Linked DNA regions of Mus musculus: region 1 is linked to region 2. Evidence: chromatin loops called from intact Hi-C (ENCODE). Cell type or tissue: left cerebral cortex. All regions are shown on one strand. Each heading gives the region's core, and the rest is flanking DNA. Links, peaks and the distances in the headings are about the cores only.

Region 1 (12,355 bases), core at 2,068-10,067, 150 kb after region 2:
CCAGCACGGCGCAGGTGCCAATGAGAACACGATGCAAATATATTATTCTACAATGCAAAATTCATGTTTATTAGTTGAAGCTATTTTTAAGAGGAAATAACAACTGAGCATTTAATATATACATTTTAAATGATGTGACTGTCCCAAATTCATTTGGCATAGGAAATATATGCCTTTTTAATTTCCTTGAAGTTCTTTTTGGCAGATAACGTATTGGCACTGTTCCAATAAGTGAGGAATTGTTAAGACATCTAGGATTCAGTTTGGTGCCTGCTTTTAGTCAGCCAGCCTTGTCACAAGAGAAGGCTCATTGTTCCAGGTTTCTCTTTGCAGGGTAAAAAGAAGCAAGTGGTGTTAAGAGCACAGTGTGCTTTATTTTTGTATTCATTTGGTATACTTTCATATAGTGTTAAAAGTAGTCAAGTACTTATAATTAGTAATTATAGCGGTAATGCCCTGGGCTTGAGGGCATGGGGTCAGACATATAAAAAGACTGCCTCCCAGTGACTGCAACATGACAAGCTTCCCAGGGGTCTAGAGAGCCACTGTGCAATAAAGCGATAGAGTAACGTGACTGCACTCCATTCTTAAAAAGAGTAACATGTGTATTCTGCTATTTTTCCTTTTAAAAAAAATATTTGATGACTTTATTATAGTGTGAAATATATTTTCTTCCTTCCAAGTGTTATTATATGGCTATTCATGTCATCAAAATATGTAAGTACAAAATTATACTAATCTATGCATAGTCTAATGATATTGTGGACTCAATTATTCAATGTTCTGATTTAGAATGTAAAGAACAGATTGCCCTTGAAAGTTTGGCAGAGAATCCTGTTTCCTCCCTCCTTATCGCCCACTAGCTAGGAACTACAACTTCTGCAGCCAGGACATAGCTCTCTTGGCTTAGAACAGGAGGCATCAAGCCCTCCATATTTCTGATTGGAAACCCAGACAATGGAGAATTTTGTCATTTTTCTGGAGTGTTTCAGAGTCCTCTTGTGCATCATGTCCTGAGCCCTTACACCATCTAACATCTAATAAAGTGAGAGTCATGGGCCATAGTTATCCCAATCCCAGGGAGACAGGCTGGAGGAGTGTGAGCTCAAGGCCAACTACACTACATAGCATGAAGTACCCACTAAGACAAAGAAGGTTCCAAACAAAGTTGGTTTCCTTTTAGAAGCTTAGTCCTCTTTTCTCATTTTTGTTAATAGACTGTGGTTCCCCCCACCCCAACACACACACAGTTGGCTGTGAATTTATAAGAAATGTGTATAAACTCGGGAGATATAAGTCCAAGACTGCCTAGAAATGCATATGCACCAGATCCTTATCATTCTGTAATGTACTGTGAAGTTTCTAAAGCATGTATTTATCTCATAGCATACATACATTTCACATACCACATGATAGTTCACAGTACATAGGCTACAGTAAGTTAAGTGAGGTCAGTTTTAAGCACAGGAAGAGGCCTTACAGAGAAGCTTGCTAAGTTGTGTTAAAAATAGAGAAATATTCCAGGTAGCAGTGGTGCACACCTTCAATCCCAGCACTTGGGAGGCAGAGGAAGGTGGACCTCTGTGGTACTGAGGCCATCCTGGTCTACACAGTGAGTTCTAGGACAGCCAAGGCTGCACAGAGAAACCCTGTTTCAAAAACCAAAAGGGGTCAGGGGGATAGGGGATTATATTTCAAATCAAGAAAAAAAAAGGAGGAAAGAGGCTGTTTGATATTTACAACACTTAGAATTCTTGGAGCACTGTTCTGAAGGAAAGCATTCTCCACTCTGCAAACATACATAATCTAAAGCCAAAATATGCTTAAAATTTCCACAATACCCCAGCCCCATTAAGTCAAAGCTAGGACAATAATGTATTGATTCTGTTACCACTGCACCCTGCTTTTGCCTAAATTTAGCCTTTATTTATTGTCTTATACATATACATGTATCCATGCACATGTGTGTTATCTGAGTCAATTTTCTAATATATTGGAAGCCTTCTATATTTATAAACGTAGTCTTGAACTAAATATCACTACATGCTTAACAGCGGTTACAGACATTTTGTTGCACTCCCGATATGTTATGGGACATAAAGGGTTTAATTGTGAAGATAAAGCAACACAAGCTCCGCCCTATAACCCCATGCAGCTTTACCAAGGTCAGGGAAATCAGCAGTTGCATGTATGGATGATGTATTTATATTTTATTCTAAGGTTCCCTTCCGTATGGAGATGTTGGCTGCTCTGTGCCCTGGGGTTCCCCTCTTCTTTCCCCAGCTCAGCTCTTATTAGATGTCTTTTCCTCTGTAACCTCTAGATGACCAGTGCTGTCTGCCATCTAGGATTTTTTTTAAACCTAAACTTTTCAAGTATACATGTTGTGTTTCTAGAAGCCTTTGTCATTTTGTTTTAAAAAGGACTCCCAGAGTTAGAGAATTGTGGTGAAAATGTTTATAGTATGCCTCAGATTACAATTAGATGACTACATCATAAGCTCTAGTCTCAATCCTGTCCTTGCCAGGCATGTGACCTTGGATAAGTCACATGTGTGCTTTAATACCCAGTTTCTTATCTAACAGTTGAAGACAGCTGCAGGAGCTATTTCAAATGATTATTTTGTAAGTATGAATTGAAATGATGGACCCTAAGAAAGGGCTTCAGAAACCCTCAAGTGTTATCACTCAGGATAGCCTGAATCTTCATGGGTTAATTTCGATTGTAATACCACAAATTAAATAAATATTTAATGCTGTATTTCAGAAATGATTAAGGTAATAATCACCAAAGGTGTTTTTTATGAAAATGATAAGGGATATCTCAAGTTTTGAGTGATCCTGAATCATAATAAGAATTTAGAAGCTGGGCTGTGGTGCTCCCTGGGAGACCACTGGCAAGAGCATTATGTGAGCTTTGCTCAATTGTTGCTTCTAAAAACTTCACTGAAGCCAGGTCTCATGGTGCATGCCTTCGGTCCCCACATGGGGAGGCAGAGACAGGCAAAGCTCTACGAATTTAAGGCCAGCCCTGTGTACATACTGAGTTCCAGGCCAGCCAAAGCTATATAGTGAAACCCTGTCACAATAACAAAAAGCCAACCCAAAACTTTCTTAAAACATAAAATATTCTATGTCAAAAACTTGTTGATTTATAGGATTTTCTTCCTCCCTCCCTCCCTCCCTCCCTCCCTCCCTCCCTCCCTCCCTTCCTTCGTTCCTTCCTTCCTTCCCCTTCCTTAGCAAAGGAGACAAGGCTCTGATGTTGATGTTTTAAAAATAAAACCTTGGACAGAAAATAACAAAAAACCGTGTCAGACCTCTCTCTCTACTAATCAGAAGATGAGATCCGATGGATTGGGAGCATCAGGACATGCATCAAGCACTAACAGAAACAGTATAAATAAAGTGTCCAAGCATGGTGACAGTACAAAAATGTCCAAAGTTGTGAAAGAGATGAAAACTGGGGGAAAATATGTCTCTGGCAAGTCTAAAACTATGGTAAAGCCCCAAACAGAAAACAGTGATCATACAAAGATAGAAGGTTTGTCATCCACTGTTGTGGGAAGACCATCAAGAGTGACAGCAGCTGGACGGAAGGACCCAGTACATGGAAAAGGAGTCCAGAACCAAGAAGTGGAGACCACAGGGGCAAGACCTAAGGTACTCACTGCAAACCTGAACGTGCAAGCCAGAGCCAAGCCTTTGCAAACACTGAGAGGAAAAGATTCCACATGCCCCGCCTCTGTAGGGCCCTCCAGTAGATCTACACATTCCAGCACGGAGCTTCTGGCTTCCATGGGCTCTGTGGATGAGACAAAGGAAAACGGATCAGTAGAAGACAAGTGTCGTGATGGGAAGCCATACGTTAGTGATTCCCCAGGACAGATGGTGAGCAATGGAGTAATGTCAACTGCAGGTGGGTTTCAGCACTTTGTGTGTGTGTGTGTGTGTGTGTGTGTGTGTGTGTGTGTGTGTGTGTGTGTGTGTAGCAGGGCAGCATGGCTCTACACATGCTAGACAGGCAGTCTGCACTAGCAGCTCAGCACTGCAAACATTTGTTTGAGATAAGATCTCTCCATCAGCCTGTGCTGTCACTAAGGACACTCTTGTACCTCTGATCCTCCTGTCTCTGCCTCCCAGGTGCTAAGACTATGGTTGTACCTGTCATGCCTGACTTGTGTAATGCTAGAGACGAAGCCAGGCAAGTGCTCTACTAAATAAGCTGTGTCCCTGCCCTGAGTTCCTGATGCTTAAAGGTTCCTAGATGACCCTTGCATGCTTTACTTACCTTTAAGTGCTAAGGTGTGTTTTACACAGATATGTACAAACTGAGAAAGTGTGTTCTCTCCTATATCAGCACTTGGTTTTTAGTGTCTAACCTGTATATTTATGCAATTTATTGTAGCAGTAAAGTCTCGAGCAGTTGCAAGAATTACCAATGGAACAGCCAGTAACAAAAGCTTTACTCATGAACAAGACTCTCACGGGAATAGCAGGTGGGACTCTCTTCAGCTTGTGTTTCACCCAACTGTCTCTGCAAGCTACTTATATACTAATTCTTAGCTAAATGTTTTAAAAGATGTTTTGTTATTTAACCGTATTTATGAAATTATATTTTTAAACTTTCTTAGTTCATATTTATATAAAATGAAGAAATACAGGGAAAGTTTCTTAGCTATACTTAATGGCATGTGAAGTTATGCGTTGACTTATCGTATGTGGTCTACTCTTTCAAAAGTTGAAGGATTGTGAACATAGGTTTCTCTATTTTCAGAAGAGTTTCTATCTTTTGACAAACTATGTAATGGTATATGGTTGTGGTCATGCACAGGTGTTTGTGAGTTCACGTTTTGGAGTGTCACTGTAATACTAAGTGCAGTCATTCTTCTTAGTGTAATAAAAAGAGGGGATGGCAAAGGACTTAGTGCTTCAGCACCACAGACAGCTGCGAAGAAAAGAGGGAGCAGCAATGGATGCACAGCAGCTCAGCCACGGACGAAGAGCGCCCCTCCCACCCTGGCTCAAGCTCAAGGTAAAGCCACAGGGCCCCCGAGGGTTCTGGGGCCTGTGTCAGCCGGACTGCCATTACACATAAGCAAGACAATAAAGTTCTGTGGCTTTTAGATAGACATTTTAGCATTAGGGGATTGATTTGGGTTGTCTTGTCCTTCATGGAGATAAACTTAAAGGAGCCATTGACTGGTCTCCAATTCTGTCCTTTTGTGTAGCGTGCCTAGGTTCCTTGAAAGTTTCCTTGATGACTTGAGGAATTATGTCTGTGAAAACAGCACTGAGGAGTTGTTAAAGAACAGCAGGAGCTGAGCAGCTGTGTGGAGAGGGCGTTCCTCCAGAGCTGTCCTCACGCTGCTGTTCCTCAGTGTTGCAAGAAAAATCAATACTGTTTAGATTATATAATGTGCATGTAACAGCCCATTTTCAACATTGCTTTCTTTCTGGGGTTAGTGGCACATGCCTGTAGTCCTTCCATTGGAGGGATGAAAGCAAAGTCATCTTTGATCTGTATACTGAGTCCAAGCCAGTCCTGGCTACTGAAACACTATCTCAAAATAAATAAAAAGTGAGAGAAGGAAGATAGGAAGGAAGGAAGAGGGCTGAGGGATGGCTTTGTACGTGAAGGTTGGTGAGGGAGGCAGAGGTGGATGGAAGATCCCTGAGTCTGGATCGCCAACAGCAACCCAGCCTCTTCAGTGAGGCCCAAGTCCTGATAAGAGACTATGTCTTAAAAGGAACAGTGTGTCGCTCCTGAGGAGTTGATCTCTATCATGCACACGTGTACATGTACACACATCGTCACACAAGTACGCACACACACACCAAGATTGACCTCTGACATGCTCACATGTGCATACACACTCACACACCACAAGCACACACACATTTATTTTTTGTGTGTGTATTAAGCACTCATGTGTAAGAGCAGTTTATAAAACCCCCAAAATAATCTTGATTTGCATGATGAATTAATACTGAAAGTCAATTAAAAATCAAGGCAGATGAGATTACTCATATCCTAGTAAAAGTTGAAATGAGATATAAATGGTCTATAGGACTAGGGTACCTCAGTGGCAGAGTACTTGCTTGTCTTTCACAAGTCTCTAGAACTCCCCACACCCCCAAACACACACAGAACAAAAAGTTGGTAATTGGAGTTGGCAGATTTGAGTGCCCCAAATTTTTATTCTAAGACTTTAACCAGATGCATAAATGGAATTTTAATTCTGAATCTCCTGTAGGCAATGATCTGGTTCTCACTGCAGCAGATCTGGGTTGTTAGCCCTAGTAAGCTATAACCATAATTATACGGTATACGTTTATTCCAGTTTGAAGAGAAATGAATAATTTCAACAAATGTCCATTTGTTTTTAGGTTAGTTCTTCCTTTCAGTTGTGTTGTTTAGTTTACTCCCCCTGCCACCAAAAAAGAAAACTTCAAAGAGAAGAGCTTTCTTGTTGGTTTGATATAAGAAGATGATAGTTTCTGCTGTTGCAGATTTATGTAAATCCAATTTGGGCACGATGAAGGTTCTTGGTGAAAAGAGATTCTCTTTAAGGGTTTTTAGTAAGATCATAAAATAGTCCCTCTATATTTAAAATATTTAGGTTTTTTCACTTTATCATTGTTTTTTTATTTTTTGACTGTCAATACTAGATGTTTCCCTGTGTTTGCTTTATTAATTTTATTTTCTTTAAAGTGATTTGAAAACATTAAATTTCACCTTAGAATTTGAGAGTACTTTGCATTTCTGAACTTTCTTAGGATCCCAAGGGGAGTCACCACACTCTGTAAAATCTTCAGTCTCTTCAAGGCAGTCTGATGAAAATGTAACAAGGTTGAGGCATGGAACAGATAAGCAAATACCTAAGAGAAAAGTTGTCAAGCAAGGACACACAACTTTGCAGAAGGTTAATGCAAAGCTGGTACCAATGCCTAAAATCCCAAGTCAGCCCAAGAAAGGTGGAACTGTAAACAGCAAAGATTCAAAACAAAAAGTGCTTCCTGGACAAATTATGCTGCAAAGTCATGCTTCTCAGCGACCTTCCAAACCTGAGGTAGCTGAGAAAAGCGTGCTTCATGGTGTGAGTGACAGCAGGAACCATGTCTCTAAACAGAGGCCTCACGAGTCCCCGTGTACCCTTGCTTGTGACACCAGTGGTCCTGAAGTGTCCCAGATACCTTGCAGACCTCAGCCACAAAGTCCATTAGGCAGTCAAGAGAAAAAGAGACTGGAGCTAGCATGTCAAGATAGGTCAACCCTGGGCGACTCAGTGAAACGTGAGCTGAGGTCAGAACTGGCTGGCATAGAGCAAAGTCACACATCCGCTTACAAAGACTCGAGTCAGTGCAATGGGAATCCAAACTGTGGGAGCATTGCTGCTCTGAAATCTGTGATTTCAAATCCAAATGAAAACTTGATAAACTCTAACCCAGTTCATAATTCAGACTCAGCAAATACAGAGCAAGCCTATTTATCAGATAGAGAGAGAGAAACAGGGAGAGAAAACACAGATACTGAACCAAGTATGAGTTGTATAAATGGGAAAGCTTTCCTGTGTGTTCCTGAAGGGACAAGCAGTACCCTCAACCCTACTCAAAGTGACAGAAGACTCACATTTCATGGAGCAGCTCAAAGCCAGTTACCTGACGACTGTGCTACAGAGGACAGTAAATGTGCTACAGTCACCTCAGCTGTTTCTTCCAAATGTCTTTTGGGACAACCATCAGAAAAAAATTGTAAAAATATGGAAATGTCAGAAACCCCAGAGAGCCATGGAACTCCAGAAGCTCCATTCGTGGGCCCCTGGGATTTGAACACTGGTGCCACACATCAAAGAGAGAGTCCAGAATCCGACACTGGTAGTGCTACCACATCTTCAGACGACATAAAGCCCCGCTCAGAAGACTATGATGCTGGGGGGTCTCAGGATGATGAGGGCTCACACGACAGAGGCATCTCCAAGTGCAGCACAGCGCTGTGCCATGACTTCCTTGGGAGGAGCAGCAGCGACACCAGCACCCCTGAAGAGTTGAAGGTGCACGAGGGTGACCTCAGGACTGAAGTCAGAGTGAGAAAGCAGGGTGGGGGTGACCACCAGATCCACTCGGCAAGTGATGACGAGATCCCTAGGAAGAAGCCAGAACCTTGGTCTCGATCTACAATAGGCTATCCCCGGGAGAAGGGAAGTACGCCACGGGGTAGCATCCCATCTGCTCAGGAAGGGGACCAGGTTTCTTCTTCAGCAGATGAAACAGAAGATGAAAGATCTGAAGCAGAGAATGTTGGGGAAAATTCCTCTCCATGCAGCTCAGGTACTCAGCAGGTTCAGGGAATAATTAACTTAGCTTTTGACGATGGAGCTGAACATGAAAGTCGTGAGTTTTCTGCAACTAAGAAGTTTAGAAGGTCAGTGTTGCTCTCGGTAGATGAGTGTGAAGAAGTGGGATCTGATGAAGGTGAAGGCCACACCCCCTTTCAGCCTTCCCTAGATTCTCTTTCACCTTCTGATGTTTTTGATGGTGTTTCTTATGAGCATCATGGAAGGACAGGTTACTCTAGATTTTTCAAAGAAAATGAAGCTACTACTGCAGAGCATAATCACAACAAAGGCAATGGTGGATATAAAAATGAAAGCTTTCTCCTGAATTCTAGAAGCAAAGACTTCGAAAAACAAGATAAACAATGTGTCTCAACAGATCAAAAGACCAGGTTAGATGTCCCACCCAAAGGAAGCCAACAGCTTTTTCCGGAAAACGAAGAAGTGATAAGTAAACGGGAGGCGGCTCACAGCTTTCAGCAGCACAGCACATTCATGGATGGGGACACTAAGTCTCAAGAACGACCGTGTCATTTGGAGCTCCATCAGAGAGAACTCAGCTCCAATATACCAAAGATCAGCTCAGTGAAATCTCTGGACTCCTGTCCCAGCCAGGGGCTGCCTCAGGAAGGGCAAGTGAAAGAGAGCCGTCCCACGCCTCCCAAGGGAGCTAATAACGCTGTGTTCTCAGGTAATGTACAGAAGTAGAAGTCTAAAGCTGTCTGTAGCCCTGGATGCTATATTTTAGTTAGAATATTTAAGCTACAGTTTCAACTTTGAAATGAGAACTTAAATTTATTAATGATATGAAAATGAGCTAGCTATTCATTATTTATTGTTTGCTTACAACCTTAGTGAATAATTAATATGTAGTAGAAAACCTTGTTTATTACACACAGACAGATAACATGCTAGATCTTACCTGGAAAAGACAAGGACTTAGTTTGGTGTCATTTCAATTATCATGTTTAATTTAATGTAAGCATCTTGACTATGGGAAGTTTTACTTTACATTGGACATGATTTATGGACTTGCTAGTGTAGATCTAAGAGGGCCGTGCAATAACCATAGTAATATTACTGAAAGCAGTAAACTATTTTAAATAGATTAATCATCATAATTTATATGCATTTTACAGAGACTAAAACTTTCTTAGGATCAATATAATTCTATTCTAAGATTTTCAAGTGAAGAATTTCCTAAGCAATTATATTTAGAATGATAGTATATGACAAAGCCCAGGCTTATATCACATGCTAAGATAATTTTTTGTCTAATTGTTTTATGTTTATGTCTTTCTTATTTCAATAATTCAAACTAATGACTTAAAATATGCAATAGTAGCTGGTTGAGTATTATGTATCATAATTTTAAAAAATATTGACCAGAAATCCCTATTCAGTAAAATTATAAAGTAGGAGATCTTCCAAAGTTGTATTTTTGTTTGTTTGTCCTGGTTCACATCCTCCTTTGCATGTGCCATATACAAATAAGACTTTAGATAGAGTGTATTTATCCCCCCACCCCGTGAAACCAAGTTACCTTATAGATACCTTTAGATAACTGTCTTTTTTTCTTCCTTGAGTTTCTATTGTAGTGAATTAGATTTGTGTGTGCTTTTATGTTTATCTTTTAAGTAATTTGTTATTTTCTGTATTCTAAGTTTTCAAATTAAAATATGGAAAATTATTGTTAGTTACCTACATTGATTTTGCTGCTAAACATTACCCTTGAATTTTTTAACACAGAAAATAAATGCCTCAAAAATTTTGTCAATTTTGTAAAAATGTTATTTTTTTCCATCTTATGTTTTTCTGAGAGAAGCTAATACTGCTATGTTGTGTTAATGTTGTTCTACAAAACTCTGAGGGGAGTCGACGTGCAATTTTTACATTGTGTAGTATTGTGAATTATTTCAGGAGACATAGATGATTGTGATACAATGGCACAAACCTCCATGTATGACCACCGGCCTTCAAAAACCCTCTCTCCAATATATGAGATGTCTCTAACAGCAGCGTGTGAGCAGGAAGTGGAGTCAGAAACCCATGTCGCAGACAGGGGCTCTGAAGACGAGCAGCACTTTGCAAAGCAGGACTGGACACTGCTGAGGCAGCTGCTTTCTGAACAAGACGCAAACTTAAATATCACAAGCTCTCTGCCTGAAGACCTAAGCTTAGCCCAGTATTTAATCAACCAGACACTCCTCTTAGCTCGAGATAGCTCGAAACCTCAGGGTTCAGCACACGCTGACACTTGGAACAGGTGGAGTGAACTGTCATCCCCACTTGATGATTCGGCAACAAGTGCCACCACGGCTAGTGTTTCTTCCACAGATTGTTCGCCTCAAGGGGAGTGGACAATCCTGGAATTGGAAACTCAGCATTAGGAGTCTCAGCAGTCGGGAAAGATTTAGACTACGCCACCCCTGTATTTTTGATGCCTACTTTATATTTAAATTATAATTTAGTTAGCCAAATACAGACTGTCCTTAAATTGATGGAGTCTTTTAATTTATTGAGGTAAATATAGCTTATTTATTGATATGATGTCTCATATTTTGAAAATGTTTTTCTAAATTTATGAGCATGTTTTCTACATCAATTAAGTTAGAAGGCTGAAAACAGTCTTTGCTACAGTTTTCTTTCCTACCTAATAATTTGTTCATTTATTCAAGAATTTCCATGTCAGTACACAAGTAGATCAACCCCTTACTCTTGACTCTGCATATGGTATCATAATAATTTAACAATAAACTTACTGTGTGAGTGTGCACCGTACAGAATCAGTCTGTGAATAACATTCAGACTCAGGTGAGTGTTGCGTCTGGGGACACAGAGGGACCCCCAGCTTCCCCAGTGTTTCAGGACTAGGACATGGAGAGGTGAGTGCACCTTGAGTTTCAGCCATACTGCTAATAAACTAAGAGGAGTTGGGCTTTTCTGTTTATGTCAGGGATAGGAATTTATTTCCTCTCTTCAAAGGCATGTAGAAACTGTTTTGTTTGTGGCTGGCTCTAACAGTCACTTTGTCTTGCATGCCATGGTAGGAATACTTTGGAGCTGCACTGCTCTGAGCTAACACAGCATTAACCAAAATTCGTGCATGAGGCAGCTGAGTGAGTCCTAGTGTGGGCGTGTGCTTCCTCTTGTCTGTTTATGTCCTTTGTCTGTCAGATTTCTCTCAGTCTGTAGCTTTGTAAAAAACCAGATAATCAGTGCTACAAGAGAGGAGCAGTAGGATCTTAGATGCTAATGAGGATCCCTTTAAGGTGATGGGAAAATAACAACCAGGTTAATACAGAACTATTTGTCCCAAAACAACAATTACGTTTTCATTTAAGCACTCATCTATTATACCATAAAAGTTTCTCATGAATTTTAAAAAAGGTTTTAAGTGTTTTATATTAATTTATTTTGTGGGTAGGCATGTGCATGTGTGCTACAACACACACGTGGAAGTCAGTGGACAGCCTGTGAGTCAGCTCTCTCCTTCCACCACGGGAGTCCCAGGGACTGAAGTCAGGTCATCAGGCTTGGTGGCGAGTGCCTTTACCCACTGAGCCATCCCTCCGATCCTGGTTCTATGCCTTTTTAAAAAGCTAGACACTCTTGCAGGACTACTCATTCATGTGGGGCTTAGTTATACTCAGCTCAACAGGTAAATAAATAGGCATTGGATGTAAGCACTCAATAGAGGGTAAAATAGAATTAAGTAAAAAGTTCGGTTTCTAGTGTAGGGCAGGAGAATGTAAGGAAAACATTGAAATATGAACACACACACACACACATACTTTATATCTTAAAGCTTGGTAGAAATTTAAAGATTAGACTAGTCTCTTTAAATGGTAAAGGAAGGCTTTTGTGGCCATAAGAATGAAAAGGTCCTACAGCCTACTCGTGAGGTAGAATGCATTATTTCTTAATTCCAACTTGCTGTTATTTCTACCACACAGAACACTCTTTCTCATGGAGCTGTGAACAAACAATGACACACTGAAACATTTGTAGTGTGAAAAT
Region 2 (8,000 bases), core at 1-8,000:
TTCTGTGTGTTGTGTTGTGTACATCTGTTTGTGTACATCTCTCCCGGTTTAATTTGTTTGTTTGTTTTCTTAGTGAATAGTTTGCTCTTTAGGGCTCAATTCCATTCACTGAACACCACTAAAACAGGAGAAAACAACTTTTAAACACGAGATATAGAAGTACAGTGAAAACTGGTTAAAGGTCACTAATATACCATTCATAGTCGGAAAACAAAAAATGGCAGAGTGCCAACGTTTAAAATGATGTTTAAATGTGAAACCAGCTAATGAATGAAGCTGTGGCAGGGAGTAGAGAAAGATGAAAAATAGAAGCATGGATAACAGAAGAGAAACAAGAAAGAAGAATTTTCTGAAGGAGAAAAATACATTAGTGGGAAAATAAAGATGGAAAATTACTCAATAACAAGAAAATGTAAAAAGTTATATAATGTGAGGAGATCAGAAAATGAGAACATCATTGGGATGTTTTTGTATAGAAATCAGTTGAGATCAGTCCTATTGGAAGCATAATAGGAAAACATCAAAAGGGAGACTAAGAGGAAACAAAAACAGATTATATGAAAATAAATTTTTAAAACGAAAACTTTTCTTAAGTATTGAAGAAATCATAGGCATAGAGGGGTGGTCAGCAGGTACACTTGCAGTCAGGCCTGACAACCTGAATTTGGCCTCTAGAACCCATGTTGGAGAAGGAGAGAGCTCACTTCTATGGCTGTCCTCTGATCTCCTTAAGAGATTCATTGCAGACACATACACATGCACAGGTCGGGGAGGGGCAGAGCAAGAAGACAAAGTTTTGACTTCTTTGAGGACTCTTCAAAATTGGAGAGGTAACACAGGTCAGCTGACTTGATGCTAGACTTGTGTCTCCTGCATCAGGGCTGTCTCCACTTTAACTTGGTCCTGCAGCTGTATATCAGGGGTCTGTGCTGCCAAGCTGAACACTGTAGCCTGTGGACTGAGCAGGTTCTCCTGCTCTCTGGAAGATCCCTAGTTTCTGCCCCCTGGGGCAGCTAATGTTCTGGCCAAAGAGTTTCTTCCATGTAGAATGGGAGAAGGCAAAGCAAGCACAGTGCTGAAATCTGCAAGTGCAGCCCTGCCTTCAGTTTCCAAGTCCACAAGCATTAGTCACTGCTGGGGGAGGGGATGCAGCTGCAGAGTTCTTGGGCCAGATGCATGAGCAGATGGGGGGGGGGGGGGACGTTCTACCCATTGAGCTCAGGCTTGTGGTGTTGGCTCCAGTTAGTAGGTGATGAGGTGTCTCCAGGCCCCTAGGCAAGACTCCTGTCACTTACACCTTTGGTTTGTCAGGATCTCACCCATCTGCTTCCTAGACTTATCCCTCACATTGGGTCTGTGACAGATCTAATTCAAGCTCAAATGGGACCTAGTCCACAGCCCTCTGAGCCAGATCTCTCTCCCTCTGCCAACCCCTCCTGTCTAAAAGGTCACTGTCTCAGTAAAAACCACAGCTGGATTTGAGGCTTGTGAGAACTGTGGGTTTGTCCTGTGGGTAGAACCACCTAGTATCTCTCTCACTGGGACTGCCTGGCTTGTCTTTTGGACGTAGCTTCTACTCCTTCTTCCTCAAGTAGGAAACCATACTGCTGGCCCTGTGTCTGGCTTCAGGCTCTTTTTACTGTTTCCCATCTTGTTGCCCCACCTGTTTCTCCATATTTCTAAGCTGCCCTATCAGGCCATTTATGAATTTTCAATATTCTTTCTCTGTTTGGAATGAAGTCTTTTTAAGAGATTTCCTATTCTCACAGCATGCACAGAGGCAAATGTCTAGGCCATCATCTTACCCAGACATTGAAATATTTTCTCTGTGTTATCTTCTCCATTTCCCAGTTCATCTAAATTGTTTCATGTGAATTGACTTCAGTTGTTTGTGAATCCTTCTAATTTTTCCTTAACTCAGGGGAAAATGGACAATCAAGAATATAAGGATGCATATGAATTTGCTGCAGATGTCAGACTGATGTTCATGAACTGTTACAAGTATAATCCTCCCGATCATGAAGTTGTGGCGATGGCTCGGACCCTTCAGGTGAGGCTTTACTCACTCTCTGGGTAAATTACCTTTGAGCATAATATATTTATTTCTGAACCATAACTCAAGAGCCAAATGATAACCTCTGTCCTTAATAGTGCCAAAAATTGTATAAATTACTTATTACACTGTGGAGGGTTGTCCGTTTAGTTGTAAGCGTTAGCAGCACACTTTTAAAAAAGAAGCTGCCTACTTCTCATAAGAAATGGATGAATCGTCAGTGAGAAGAGGGTAACGGGTCCCTAGTGGGACTGACTGAACCCTGGTCTGCTTCAGGAGAGGGCCCAGTCTTGAGTCACTGAAAGGTAGAACTGTATATGACATGGCTGACCTTAACTACAAAGGTCGACCATGCTGAGAGACATAGCCTAGAAGTGTGCTGAGGCACAGAAGTGCAGACAGAATCATCATGCTGCACTTCTTCTGGTGTGGCTTAAAGACGGCTGCCCAGGTATCTCCATGTGTAATTGTTTGTTTGTTTGTTTGTTTGTTTGGTTTGGTTTTTCGAGACAGGGTTTCTCTGTATAGCCCTGGCTGTCCTGGAACTCACTTTGTAGACCAGGCTGGCCTCGAACTCAGAAATCCGCCTGCCTCTGCCTTCCAAGTGCTGGGATTAAAGATGTGAGCCACCACCTCCCAGCCATGTGTACTTTTAAAGGTGTTCTTGTTGCATTAAATCAGAAATGGAGAAAATCAAACCAGGTGGTGTATGCCTACAATCCCAGCACTCTGGAGGTGGGCAGGAGGATTTCAAGTTCCAAGGCAGTCTGGGCTACATAGTGCACTCCAGGCCAGCCTGGACATGGTGAAACTCTGTCTCAAAATAAACCAAAAAATGTGAACAGGTTAATTTTGCATTATAGGATGTTTTTGAACTACATTTTGCCAAGATTCCCGATGAACCTATTGAGAGTATGCATGCATGCCACCTTACAACAAACAGTGCACAAGCCCTCAGCAGAGAAAGCAGCAGCGAGGCCTCCTCGGGGGACGCCTCTTCTGAAGACTCTGAGGATGAACGAGTGCAGCATCTTGCCAAGCTTCAGGAGCAGGTGGCCGTATATGACGCAAGTGTTGATGGTTCCCAAGCGGCTAGTCAGTGGTGCACTGCTTGCAGAGTCACAGCTGTTATGTTTAGATCACCTAATGCCATCTATAGCTTTAGTTGCATCACCTAATGTCTATAGCTTTAGTTAGTTTTTGGCATATTTGCCATGTTCAAAATTTCCTACTCAAATATCTGTATACTATAGTTCTAGAGCCACTACCACCACATTTTATTCCTCTTCCTCCTCCTCTTCCTCCTCCTCCTCCTCTTTGAAATGGTCTCATGTACCCGGCTTGTCATAAACTTCTGCTCCTTCTGCCTCTGCCTTTCAAGTGCTGGGATTGTTGGTGTGCACCATGATGCCTGGGAATTATTTACAATTCTGCTATTTGCATTTATAGTCTGAGTAGTTGATTCTTACTGAAGTGATTTTTGGTATAATGTGGAATATTTTAGAATGAGATCACTTGCTACTTTCTGTGATAAAATAGTAACTTTTACTGAGGTCATATCTGAAGACTAGGGCTGGAGAGATGGCTCAGCAGTTATTGGCACTGGCTGGTCTTCCAGAGCACCTGAGTTCAGTTCTTAGCATGTGTACCAGGCTACTTACAACCACCTGTAAGATATATATATCTTTTGAAAGAAACTTTAATACTGAGAAATGTTGGGCTGTAGTGTTTTTATTACTATACTATGTTATACTATACAGTTTGTTTATTATTTATTTATTTATATACCCTTCAAAACACTGAAATTCCAAAATGAAGCAAAATCCTGAAGGAAGTAGAACATGACATGAATTTCACAAAGGGTGGCATGACTTTGGAGTACCATGTTTTTCTAGTATCTTTAGTGCTTTAGAGACATAAATGTTTAAAGGCTTTTATTTTTTCCTTTCCCAGCTTAATGCTGTTCATCAGCAGCTGCAAGTTCTGTCCCAAGTTCCATTACGTAAGCTGAAGAAAAAGAATGAGAAGTCCAAAAGGGCGCCAAAAAGGAAAAAGGTTAATAACAGAGATGAAAACCCAAGGAAAAAGCCTAAGCAAATGAAGCAAAAGGAGAAGGCCAAAATCAAGTAAGCATGTTCAGTGAGTGACTGCCCAGGAGGCAGGCTCAGTGAAGGACCACACAGTTAGCCTATGTGAGGGCCTGGATCAAGATGAACTGAATGCCTGTGTGATGTGGGTACATTGTATGAAATTCCCACACCAACAAAAATGTTTTAAAAATATGAAACCAATATATAATTTTGTTACAGTCAACCAAAGAAGAAGAAGCCGCTTTTGAAATCGGAAGAGGAAGACAATGCGAAGCCTATGAACTACGATGAGAAAAGGCAGCTGAGCTTGGACATAAACAAACTGCCTGGAGACAAGCTTGGTCGAATAGTTCACATAATACAGTCAAGGGAGCCTTCCCTGAGAAACTCCAACCCGGACGAGATCGAGATCGACTTTGAGACCCTGAAGGCATCCACACTTAGAGAACTGGAGAAGTATGTCCTGGCCTGTCTGAGGAAGAGGTCGCTGAAGCCCCAAGGTAGGCCAGGCCCAGCCCCATCCCTAGGTCCCGCCCCATCTTGCCTCTAGGCCACGCCCCACCTCCAGGCCCCTCCCCGCACTCACGGTTGCTCCTCCTCTCACAGCAAAGAAGGTTGTCAGGTCTAAGGAGGAGCTCCATTCTGAAAAAAAGCTGGAGCTGGAGAGGCGGTTGCTGGACGTCAACAATCAGCTGAATTGTAGGAAACGGCAAACGAAACGTCCAGCAAAAGGTAGGTGGCGGTTTCTCCGCGCCCACCCGTGAGCCATGACCGCTGTTAACGCTCCCTGTTTTGCAGTGGAGAAGCCGCCCCCGCCCCCGCCCCCGCCCCCGCCCCCGCCGCCTCCCCCGGAGCTGGCCAGTGGGTCTCGCCTGACCGACAGCAGCAGCAGCAGCGGCAGCGGCAGCGGCAGCAGCAGCAGCAGCAGCGGCAGCAGCAGCAGCAGCAGCTCCTCGGGGTCCGCGAGCAGCAGCAGCGACTCGAGCTCCTCCGACAGCAGCGATTCTGAACCAGGTTAGCTGGCTCGTAGGCACCGCTGCGGTGGTGGGGGTGGGGGTGGGGGGGTGGCCTTTCCTGTAGCGTCCGGAGAATGTGTAGAGGAGGACCTATGCTTTGGATGCCAACATCCTTAATAAAATCCTTACTCTTTCCATAAAAGAAGGAAAGGATGTGACTTGGGCCTGATGGGAGGTCTCCTAAGGAAATGTACGAGATTGAAAAACTGCGGGTGCTGCTTTCACTTCTTAATGAAAACATTATTTGGGAGGCCTCAGTGTGTTCCCATTGTACTTTGGGTCACTCCGATGTGAAGTGTGTCCTGTTTGGACACTGCTTTCTGAGTTGAACTGTCGCTTTGAATTAAGAAGCCACTCACCCCAAAATTTGTAGAGAGTTTTTTTTTTTTTTTAATTTATGTTTTTTAACTACATATTATTACCTATCATCTATAGAAAAAGATGGAAGTACCACATTTTCTTGTGCAGTTTGTCAGTTGTATTAAGCCAGGCCACTCATGTTTTCTATTACTAGTTGGACAGCTGCCATGTGATCACTGTCCACCCCACCAATGGTGTTCCATTTTAACCAAGCAGCAAATGCAGAACCCAGGGCGCTTTCTTCCCTAAAATGTGCTTTATTGTTAATGGGATGTTTCTTGTGAGGTTCAGTTCTTTTTAATTAAAAAGAACCTCACAGAAACTCCAGCGTAAAGAATTGCAGTTGACAGTCAGGGTCTGCTGGCTGGCAGCGATTCTGTTTTCCTTTGGTTTTGATTCATTTATTTTTTGTAGAGCTAGTCGCTGATTTGGTTTTCACATTTCTGAGTATATAGAGGGGAACAATTTTGTAAAATTTAAAAGAATTTTTACTTTGGTTAGAATTTGTTATTTTAATACATTACATTAAAACTCATTTTAGAGTTCTTATTACAAAGTATTTCTTATATTTGACTTTTAAGCATAAAACAATACTGGAAAAATCTAAGTTGCATTTAGTATTTTAAATTGTAATTAATTGTAATTTTATCTAATAAAGCATTTGTGGCCTAATAAGTTACAGCACCTTGTCTTTTATTTGTGGGATAAAACTATGACTATTAATTTGAATTATTTAACTTAAATATTCAATAAATGCTTTGAAAGTTAGAAAAAAATACTGCATAGAGTTTTTTGGTATAGCGCCTTAGTATTTAGAATTCCTTCTTTCCTTCCTCCCTCCCTCCCTCCCTCACTCCCTCCCTCCCTCCCTCTCTCCTTCCCTTCCTGTCTTTGCTTACTGTGTAGCCAGACTTCACTTTGTAGGCCAGAGTGGATTTGAACTCAGCAATCCTCCTGCTTCTGCCTCCCAGCAGGTGTGCTATACCACACAAAACTCTTGATATGATATTCTAGATATTACTTGATATGATATTCTAGTATATTACTTGAAGAGAAGAAAATGTTTATCATCATCTATATGTTCTTAAAATGGTACAGAAACTTGGTTTCTAACTTTAACAGAACAGCTCAAACTCAGAATTCTAATCCTAAAACATTGCTGAGTTTGTATCTGCTGATCAGCATTCATGGTTGGTGGCATGTTTTCCAGAGAGCTTTGCTTCTGTTGTGTGGTGGTGGGACTAAGGCACCTGTGCATGCACACAAGGTGAGCAAGCACTGCAGCACCAAGCTGTGTCCTCAGGGAGTGTCCTGGGCTGGGCTGGGCTGGAGCTTGCACTGAAGCCTAAGCCATCCTTGAACTTGCAGAACAATTTAGTAAAGTTCAACAGAAGTTTTGCTGTGGTTAGGATTTGTCATTCTAATACATTTTAAAGTCATGTGCAGCTCTTATTATAAAATATTTCTTATATTTGACTTCTGAGCATAGAACAGTATTGGAAAAATATCCATTGCATTCATGGCCTCAAGCAGTAGATCATAGGCCCACACATGTAGACTGATTTAGACGCTTTTAAAAATATATAATGTTAAAATAAAAGCAACAAATTTTATTCCCTTTCCTGGCACTGGAGAGTGAACCCAAGGTCTTACATACCAGGAAATCAGTTTAACCATCAAGCTGCAGGTATTCCTCAGCTCGCTTCATTTATTTATTTATCTATCTATTTATTCAAGTTAACCATCTTATGAATAGTTTGTGATTTATTACACTGAGATCAGTTTGTCTTCACTGTGGGCACTGAAATTGTCTTTTACTGTTGTTTGAGATGGAGTCTCACTGTGTAGCCACGGATAGACTTAAAGTCCTGTTCTTTCTCTCACAGCCTCCTGAGTGCTGGAATCACAGGCATCTGTTGCTACATCTGTCTTGTCATTTATTCTTGAAATTTTAATTTTTGAACATACCATCTATATCTTTATAGACAGAGGGAAACACTGTTTAAGTGTATTATAAATTGCAAAGTCTAAAATGGAAAAAATACATCTATGCTTCCAATAAGCAAATTAAGTATAGGATCTTTTAATACTTTTTAGTACTAAACTGATACTAAGTAAATACTTCAATACTAAGTACTTTAAAATGCCACAAGACTTACTAATTTCTAGTGTGTAAACTAGGAACATTTTTACTTCCCTAAGAATAACAATAAAATTTGTAAGCAGGATTATAAATTAGAGAGAAAAAAATAAGTCAGCCCCCATCATTGCAATATTCTTGTAAAACTAATGAAAGCGCCTGTGTTCTTGACTGTGTGTATAACAGTTTCAACAAACTGCAGATGACAAACATGTTGCCAGCTTCCATTGTGTGGTGAAAATTGGTTAATTACCCATCAAAAAGTGAAAATTTGGTATATTAACAAAACACCAACTAAGAATAAAGCTAGGCATAGTGGCAGGTACTTGTAACTCCAGCAT

The links. Peaks named below come from ENCODE experiments on the same cell type or tissue, not always from the same donor. Only the 100,000 strongest peaks of a DNase experiment are listed, where the experiment ranks them.
Region 1: it touches region 2 in a loop (3-fold over the local background); 8 of 42 quality-filtered maps call a loop at or near these places.

What each region holds. Positions count from the first base shown.
Region 1 is chr5:107,500,097-107,512,451 of GRCm38, forward strand. It overlaps Btbd8 (BTB (POZ) domain containing 8), which reads left to right. Exons shown (of 18, transcript NM_001378266.2): 14 at 3,243-3,918; 15 at 4,408-4,498; 16 at 4,895-5,034; 17 at 6,780-9,026; 18 at 10,256-12,355. The coding sequence ends at 10,725. Among named protein-coding and RNA genes, the nearest start is that of 1700028K03Rik, 28 kb to the right of the region's middle. In left cerebral cortex, for the core only: no CTCF peak of the experiment used is centred there; DNase peaks (open chromatin) are centred at 2,146, 3,746 and 5,360; H3K4me3 peaks cover 1,124 bases; H3K27ac peaks cover 803 bases.
Region 2 is chr5:107,354,831-107,362,830 of GRCm38, forward strand. Brdt (bromodomain, testis-specific) reads left to right here. Exons shown (of 19, transcript NM_054054.2): 8 at 1,922-2,050; 9 at 2,917-3,105; 10 at 4,007-4,179; 11 at 4,363-4,643; 12 at 4,750-4,875; 13 at 4,942-5,157. Among named protein-coding and RNA genes, the nearest start is that of Brdt, 28 kb to the left of the region's middle. In left cerebral cortex, for the core only: no CTCF peak of the experiment used is centred there; DNase peaks (open chromatin) are centred at 1,146, 4,732, 5,375, 5,733 and 1 more place; H3K4me3 peaks cover 1,930 bases; H3K27ac peaks cover 1,227 bases.